Regions from separate parts of the Homo sapiens genome. Here region 1 is linked to region 2. Evidence: read pairs that join two places in POLR2A ChIA-PET (ENCODE). Cell type or tissue: A673. All regions are shown on one strand. Each heading gives the region's core, and the rest is flanking DNA. Links, peaks and the distances in the headings are about the cores only.

The links. ChIA-PET counts read pairs that join two places held together with the same protein. Peaks named below come from ENCODE experiments on the same cell type or tissue, not always from the same donor. Only the 100,000 strongest peaks of a DNase experiment are listed, where the experiment ranks them.
Region 1: POLR2A ChIA-PET joins it to region 2 with 7 read pairs; 2 of 35 experiments call an interaction of 5 or more read pairs at or near these places.

What each region holds. Positions count from the first base shown.
Region 1 is chr19:48,770,948-48,775,171 of GRCh38, forward strand. No RefSeq gene overlaps it. Among named protein-coding and RNA genes, the nearest start is that of FGF21, 18 kb to the left of the region's middle. In A673, for the core only: no CTCF peak of the experiment used is centred there; no DNase peak of the experiment used is centred there.
Region 2 is chr19:48,537,506-48,542,029 of GRCh38, forward strand. No RefSeq gene overlaps it. Among named protein-coding and RNA genes, the nearest start is that of SULT2B1, 12 kb to the right of the region's middle. In A673, for the core only: no CTCF peak of the experiment used is centred there; a DNase peak (open chromatin) is centred at 2,286.

The sequences.
Region 1 (4,224 bases), core at 225-4,224, 230 kb after region 2:
TTGTTCCAGGACCTTCTCCGGGAAACGTGTGGGGCATTTCCTCTTTGTTACACACTCAGGGTGAGCCCATTTTTCCTCTACTTGTTTGGGTGAAGCTTCGCCGCTGTCTCTGCCACAAAGCTGACCCTCCAGCTCTGTGACCCCCTTGGCAGCTGGCACCAGCAGCACGGGGCCCTGGCAGGGCGCTGGCTGGCAGGAGGAGGGGTGTAGGGATTTCTCACAAGACCCTAGTTCCACACTGCGTCTTGCCAGGAGCCAGGGACAGCAATGGCTCCAGCTTCCTGTTACTTTCTGCTCTTCCGGAAGTAGATTTCCAGGCCCCTCAGAGAGAGGTCCCAGACTCCATTAGGCCACACCCTCTTGGAGGTGAGAGACCCGCTGCCTGCAGCCCACTCCCTAGAGGTCTATTTGGTTTGCATAGTCGCCGTTTTTTCATAATAAAACTTAAAAAAAAAAAAAAGACCAATTAAAACCTGTAAAACAGGTGGCAGGTGATCAGGATTAGAATGCTTTGAAATCTTTTGTTATTCTGGAATATGACAGAATGATTATATTTAGATTTGGTCACTTTAAGGATGCATGTTAAAATTTCAAGAGTGGGCCAGGCGCTGTGGCACACCCTTGTGATCCGAGCACTTTGGGAGACCGAGGCAGGAGGATCGATTCCTTGAGCCCAGGAGTTCGAGACCAGCCTGGGTAACATGGTGAAACACCGTCTCTAAAAAAACATACAAAAATGTGCCGGGCATGGTGGCACACACCTACAGTCCCAGCTACTTGGGAGGCTGAAGTGGGTGGGTCGCCTGAATTCAGGAGTTTGAGGCTGCAGTGAGCTATGATTGCACCATTGCACTCCAGCCTAGGTGACAGAGCAAGACCCTGTCTCTAAAAATAAATAAATAAATTTTCTTAACTTGGAAACAGTCACAAACATTTAAAAATTTGGAAGTACAGTACAAGCAATTCTTATTTTCCAGAACCATTTGAAAGTCACATGTGCCCTTGAAACCCCATCACTACATTAACACATACTCCAGTGTGTACTTTCTGCAAACAAGGACATTCTCCTACACAACCACAGCAGGGCCGCCAAAATCAGGAAAGTAGCCTTGACCCACGACTACTCTGGAATCATCAGACCTCCTTCATGTTTGCCACATGTCCCAGTGATGCTTTTTATGGCAAAAGAATGCAGTTCAGAGCCGGGAGCGGTGGCTCACGCCTGTAATCCCAACACTTTGGGAGGCCAAGGCGGGCGGATCACCTGAAGTCAGGAGTTCGAGACCACTCTGGCCAACATGGCAAAACCCCGTCTCTACTAAAAATGCAAAAATTACCAAAAATGGATGCCTGTAACCCCAGCTACTCGGAAGGCTGAGGCAGGAGAATCACTTGAACCCTGGAGGAGGAGGTTGCAGTGAGCCGAGATCGTGCCACTGCACTCCAGCCCAGATGACAAGAGTGAAACTCTGTCTCAAAAATAATAATAATAATAATAATAATAAAATAGCCGGGCGTGGTGGCGGGCATCTGTAATCCCAGCTACTCAGGAGGCTGAGGCAGGAGAATCTCTTGAACCCGGGAGGTGGAGGTTGTAGTGAGCCATGATTGCACCACCGCACTCCAGCCTGGGCAACAAAGCGAGACTCTGCTCTCCCCACTGCCAAAAAAAGAATGCAGTTCAGGGTCATGCACTGCTTCTGAGGGCAGGTCTCTTTGAAAGTCAGGAAGGACAGTTCCTCAGTCTTCCCTGGTGTTCATGACCTTGGCATTTGGAACATTACAGGCCGGTTATCGAGTCGTCTCTCCCTCCATGTGGATTTATTTGATGTTTCCTCGTGATCGGATTCTTTGGCAGCACAACGACTGAGATCATGTTGTGTGTTTCTCACTGGAAGTCAGGTCACTCGCGGCGTCCACCTCTCCAGTTTCTGATGACATTTGCTTCAGTCACATGATGCAAGTGGCATCAGCCGGACTTGTCCTTGCCAAGCAATGAGAGCTTTGAAACTATACTAATATCACATTCCTCAGGAAATCTTCAGGATTTTTTGTTTTCTTTTTTTTTTTTTTTTTTTTTTTCAGACAGAGTCTCACTCTGTCGCCCAGGCTTGAGTGCAATGGCGCGATCTTGGCTCACTGCAACCTCTGCCTCCCGGGTTCAAGCAATTCTCCTGCCTCAGCCTTCTGAGTAGCTGGGATTACAGGTACATGCCACCACAGCCAGCTAATTTTTGTATTTTTAGTAAAGATGGGGTTTCACCATGTTGGTCAGGCTGGTCTCGAACTCCTGACCTCATGATCCACCCGCCTTGGCCTCTCAAAGTGCTGAGATTACAGGCGTGACCCACTGCGCCTGGGCCATTTTTTTTGTTTTTTTTGAGATGGAGTCTTGCTGTGTCGCCCGGGCTGGAGTGCAGTGCTACAATTTGGCTCACTACTTCAGTCTCCCAGCCTCAAGCGACTCCCACCTCAGCCTCCCAAGTAGCTAGGACCACAGGCACACGCTATGACACCCAGCTAATTGTTTGTCTTTTTGGTAGAGACGGGGTTTCATCATGTTGCCCAGGCTGGTCTCGAACTCCTGACCTCAAGTGATCCACCACCTCGGCCTCCCAAAGTGCTGGGATTACAGGTGTGAACCACCGTGCCTGGCTCAAGTTATTATTTTTTTAATTATATTTTTTAGAGACAGGGTCTTGCTCTATTGCCCAGGCTGGAATGCAGTGATGCAATCACAGCTCACTGCAGCCTTGACCTCACTGGACTCAGTGATCCTCCCACCTCAGCCTCCTGAGTAGCTGGGAACAGAATGCCATCACTGCAGGATGCCATGCCTGGCCCTTCCAGTTATTAATGGATTTATTTATGTCTGTGTGGACTCATGGTTTCCTATTTTATTCCATGAGTTATAATCAGTTATATCATTCTCTATTTTTGGTGTTCAAACTCATTTATTTTGATGCTCTTTTTATTTACTTTTTTTTCTTTCAAGACAGAGTCTCCATCTGTCACCCAGCCTAGAGTGCAGTGGCGCGATCTCGGCTCACTGCAACCTCCACCTCCTGGGTTCAAGTGATTCTCCTGCCTCAGCCTCCTGAGTAGCTGGGACTACAGGCGTGCACCACCACACTCGGCTAATTTTTTTGTATTTTTAGTAGAGACGAGGTTTCACCATGTTGGTCAGGCTGGTCTCAAATCCCTGACCTCGTGATCTGCCTGCCTCAGCCTCCCAAAGTGCTGGGATTATAGGCGTGAGCCACCGTACCCGGCTCTTTATTTACTTTTTGGGGTACTCTGTATTTAGTCCTCTATTTTCCCAATGGGAGCCCCCTCAAGCTGGTGGCTATGTGCTTTGTTTGTTTGTTTGTTTTTGAGACAGGGTCTTGCTCTGTCACCCAGGCTGGAGTGCAGTGATGTGATTCGGCTCACTGCTACCTCCGCCTCCCAGGCTCAAGCCTTCCTCCCACTTCAGCCCCCCAAGTAGCTGGGATTACCAGGCATGCGCCACCACGCCTGGCTAATTTTTGTATTTTTAGTAGAGACGGGGTTTCACCATGTTCCCCAGGCTGGTCTTGAACTCCTGGCCTCAAGTGATCTGCCTGCCTCAGCCTCGCAAAGTGCTGGGATTGCAGATGTGAGCCACCGCGCCCAGCCTGTTTGTTTGTTTTAATCAGCTCTCAAGGGCTTGGAAACCATGCGTTTTTGACAGGCCTCCATTAGTCACACTTGAGTCGTTCCTGATTTCTGGTACAGCAAAATGTTCTAGGCTCATTTTTTTTCTTTCTCTAAACCAGCTCTAGAATCAGCTGTTTCTCCAAGGAGCCCTGGTTCCTTTTAGAATGGGAAGCCAAGATCCAAACACTAACAGGGCTCGTTGCTTTTGTTTTTGAATTTTGTCTGCTAATGGATCCTCTCAGGGGACGGATTACATATACACACACACACACACACACACACACACACACACACACACACACCACGCACATATGTGGGGCCAGGCACAGTGGCTCACACCTGTAATCTCAGCACTTTGGGAGGCTGAGGCAGGAGGACTGCTTGAGCCCAAGAGTTTGAGACCAGCCTACGCAACATAGTGAGGCCCAGTCTCTACTAATAATTTAAAAATTAGCCAGGCGTGGTGGTGCACACCTGTGGTCCCAGCTACTCAGAAGGCTGAGGATGGAGGATCGCTTGAGCCCATGAGGCAGAGTCTGCAGTGAC
Region 2 (4,524 bases), core at 196-4,195:
CCCACTTCTGGCCTCAAGCGATCCTCCCACCTTGGCCTCCCAAAGTGCCAGGATTTCAGGTGGGAACCACCGCACCCGGTCTCGGTTTGATCACTTTAATTGGCTGCATTGCATTGCAAGAATGACTGTATCTTGGTTTATTTAATTTTTCCCTTATGCACGGCATCTGGGTTGTTTCCAGCTTCTTTCCCATGACAAACATAAACAACACTGCAGTAAACATCACTGAGTTCACGTGATTTGGAGATGTGGAAATTCAGGAACGAAGGGGGCCCTTATCTAAATGTCAACCGACCTGTCCCATGGCCTCCAGAGAGACTGCATGTCCCTCCTCCTCCATTGTTTTGCAATTCTCAGCTTTTCTATTTTGAGCTTGTGTTATTTTTCTTATTTATTTATTTTTATTTTAATTGAAGTTCTGGGATACATGTGCAGAACACGCAGGTTTGTTACATAGGTATACATGTTTCATGGTGGTTTGCTCTATCTATCAACCCATCATGTAGGTTTTAAGCCCTGCATGCATTAGGTATTTGTCCTAATGCTCTCCCTCCCCTTGCCCCCCACCCCCCACCGACAGGCCCCGGTGTGTGATGTTCCCCTCCCTGTGTCTATGTGTTCTCATTGTTCGACTCGCACTTATGAGTGAGAACATGCGTTGTTTGGTTTTCTGTTTCTGTGTTAGTTTGCTGAGAATGATGGCTACCAGCTTCATCCATTTCCCTTCAAAGGACATGAACTCATTCTTTTTTATGACTGCATAGTATTCCACAATGTATATGTGCCATATTTTCTTTATCCAGTCTATCATTGTTGGGCATTTGGGTTGGTTCCAAGTCTTTGCCATTGTAATGTTTATTTATTTATTCTTTAAGATAAGAGTTTTGCTCTGTCGCCCAGGCCTGAGTGCAGTGGTGCATTCTCGGCTCACTGCAACCTCCACCTCCCGGGTTCAAGCAATTCTCCTGCCTCAGGCTCCCAAGTAGCTGGGATTACAGGTGACCACCACCACACCTGGCTAATTTTTGTACTTTTGGTGGAGATGGGGTTTCACCTTGTTGGCCAGGCTGGTCTCGAACTTCTGACCTCAGGTGATCCTCCCACCTTGGCCTCCCAAAGTGCTGGGATTACAGGCGTGAGCCACCTCGCCTGCCCTAAATGAGGCTTTATTAAGTTTGGGCTCAACATGTATGATGTGAATTCTTCCCAGTTTGTTGAGAGAGCTGTGGGTCTATGGTGCTGAGGGGAGTAGACAAAGCCCCTCCTCCTGACACCCCAAACCAATGGGGGAGACAGACAGAGCTTCCGACTTCCTTAGCTTGGGGACTGGCTTTTAAAAACCGCACAGGGCTGGGTGCGGTGGTTCATGCCTGTAATCCCAGCACTTTGGGAGGCCAAGGTGGGCAGATCGCGAGGTCAGGAGTTCAAGACCAGCCTAGCCAATATGGTGAAATCCCATCTCTACTAAAAAATACAAAAAGTACAAAAAATAGCCACGTTTGGTGGCCTATGCCTGTAGTCCCAGCTACTCAGGAGGCTGAGGCAGGAGAATCACTTGAACCTGGGAAGCAGAGGTTGCAGTGAGCCGAGATCACGCCACTACACTCCAGCCTGGGCGACAGAGTGAGGCTCCATCTCAAAAAAAATAAAAATAAAAATAAATAAAATAAAATAAAATAAATGAAAGTAAAAATTGCCCAGGAGCCAGGTGTGGTGGCTCACGTCTGTAATCTCAGCACTTTGGGAGGCCGAGGCGGGCGGATCATGAGGTCAAGAGTTAGAGACCAGCCTGGCCAACATGGTGAAACTCCGTCCCTACTAAAAATACAAAAATTAGCTGGGCGTGGTGGTGGGTGCCTGTAATCCCAGTTACTCAGTAGGCTAAGGAAGGAGAATTGCTTGAACCCGGGAGGCGGAGGTTGCAGTGAGCTGAGATTGTGCCATTGCATTCCAGCCTGGGTGACAGGGCAAGACTTTGTCTCAAAAAAAAAAAAAAAAAAAAAAACAAAACTGCCCAGGAAATTCTTACGCGCAGTCCTACGTGGGGACTAGCGGCCCAGAGCTACTGCTTATTAAGCATTTATTATGAGCCAGGAAAGGTGCAAAATGTTTTATCCTTGAGTCTAGTTCATGCCTCCAGCAGAAGCCCAGGCCCCTGGGTTCTAGCATGGTCTTCTGCCAGCTTCGACTTGGACAAGTGACGTCAGTGCCCTGTATGTTGGTTTTCTCATTGGAAAGATGGAGATAATAATAGTGCCTACTCATAGGATCATCATGAGGCTGAAACGCGTAGCTGTGCAGATCTCTTGGCACTGTGCCAGGCACTGAGTATGTTCTACACAAGTGTTTGACAAATATAATAAAACTGATGGCTGGGCACCTGTAATCCCAGCACTTTAGGAGGCCGAGGCAGGTGGATCACTTGAGGTCAGGAGTTCAGGACCAGCCTGGGCAACATGGTGAAACCCCCTCCCTACTAAAAATACAAAAATTAGCGGGGCATGATGGCGGGCACCTGTAATCCCAGCTACTCGAGAGGCTGAGACACGAGAATCGCTTGAACCCGGGAGGCAGAGGTTGCCGCGAGCCAAGATCGCACCACTGCACTCCAGCCTGGATGAAAGAGCGAGACTCCATCCCAAACAATTAACAAAAATAACTGACTGTGTATCTTGGAGTGACAGAGCTGTCCCTGCTTGTGTAATGTGCCTATCCATGCATTGGCGAGGCGTGTCGATCCTGCAGCTGGGAGAGAGTTTGCATGGGAGGAGGCAGCGTGAGAGATCAGTCCCCAGGCACAGAGGAAAACCGAGCTGGGACTCAGCTCTCACGGTCCTGCCATTCAGCCAGCTGAGAGGCACAGTCCCACATCCAGACCCTTACTTGTGCTGTCTCCTCTGTCCAGAACACTCTTTCCTTTCCTCACCTCCTTCAAAGGCTTGTTCCAATGTCATCATCTTGGTTTAAAGTGGAGATTCAGCTTAACCCCTTCCCCACCTGTGCCTACTGTCTCTCGATTGGCCTTATTCTTCTCCATGGCCCTCAATGTACACGTTTACCTGGAAAGTGCTCCCTGCAAGGCAGCTGCATACCATTATTAAGACTCTGTGACAGGCCGGGCGTGGTGGCTCATGCTTGTAATCCAGCACTTTGGGAGGCCGAGGCGGGCGGATCACTTGAGGCCAGGAGTTCCAGACCAGTCTGACCAACATGGTGAAACCCCGTCTCCACTAAAAATACAAAACTTAGCCTGGTGTGGTGGTGAGTGCCTGTTATCCCAGGTACTCGGGATGCTGAGGCAGGAGAATCGCTTGAACCCGGGAGGCGGAGGTTGCAGTGAGCCGAGATGGAAACACTCCACTCCAGCCTAGGTGACAGAGCGAGACTCCGTCTCAAAAAAAAAAAAAAAGAAAAAAGAAAAAAAAAAGACTCTGTGACTACATATATACACACACACACACACACGCATATATATATATATATATGCGTGTGTGTGTGTGTGTGTATATATAGGTGTGTGTATATATATATATATATATATATATAATTATACACACACACACACACACACACACACACACACAGAGATGAGGTCTCACTATGTTGTCCAGGCTGGTCTTGAATTCCTGAGCTCAACCGATTCTTCCACCTCACTCCCCCAAAGTGCTGGGATTACAGGCGTTAGCCACCACACCTGGGCTACTAATATGTATGTATGTATATATATATATATATATATTTTTTTTTTTTTTTTTTTGGATACAGAGTGTTGCTCTGTCACCCAGGCTTGAGTGCAGTGGCGCGATCTCGGCTCACTGCAAGCTCCTCTTCCCAGGTTCACGCCATTTTCCTGCCTCAGCCTCCCAAGTAGCTGGGATTACAGGTGCCCGCCACCATATCCAGCTAATTTTTTTTATTTTTAGTAGAGATAGGGTTTCACCGTGTTAGCCAGGATGGTCTCGATCTCCTGATCTCGTGATCTGCCCGCCTCAGGCTCCCAAAGTGCTGGGATTACAGGCGTGAGCCACCGTGCCCAGCTGATTTTTTTTTTTTTTTTGAGATGGAGTTTCGCTCTTGTTGCCCAGGCTGGAGTGCAATGGCGCGATCTCGGCTCACTGCAACCTCTGCCTCCCGAGTTCAAGCAATTCTCCTGCCTCAGCCTCCTGAGTAGCTGGGATTACAGGCACCTGTCACCACGCCCAGCTAATTTTTTGTATTTTTAGTAGAGGCAGGGTTTCACTATGTTGGCCAGGCTAGTCTCAAACTCCTAACCTCAGGCGATCCACGTGCCTCGGCCTCCCAAAGTGCTGGGATTACAGGCGTGACCCACCGTGCCCGGTCAATATTTTTGAAGGTCATTTTCTAACTGACACTAGGTGTGTGGGCCACCAGCTCCTCCCCCATGTTCTCTGCTCTGGCCGCACTGGCCTCCTTTACATTCGTCTATCACACCAGGCACCTTTCCACCACAGGGCCTTTGCACTGGCTATTCTCAATGACTGCAATACTCTTGCCCCAGATATG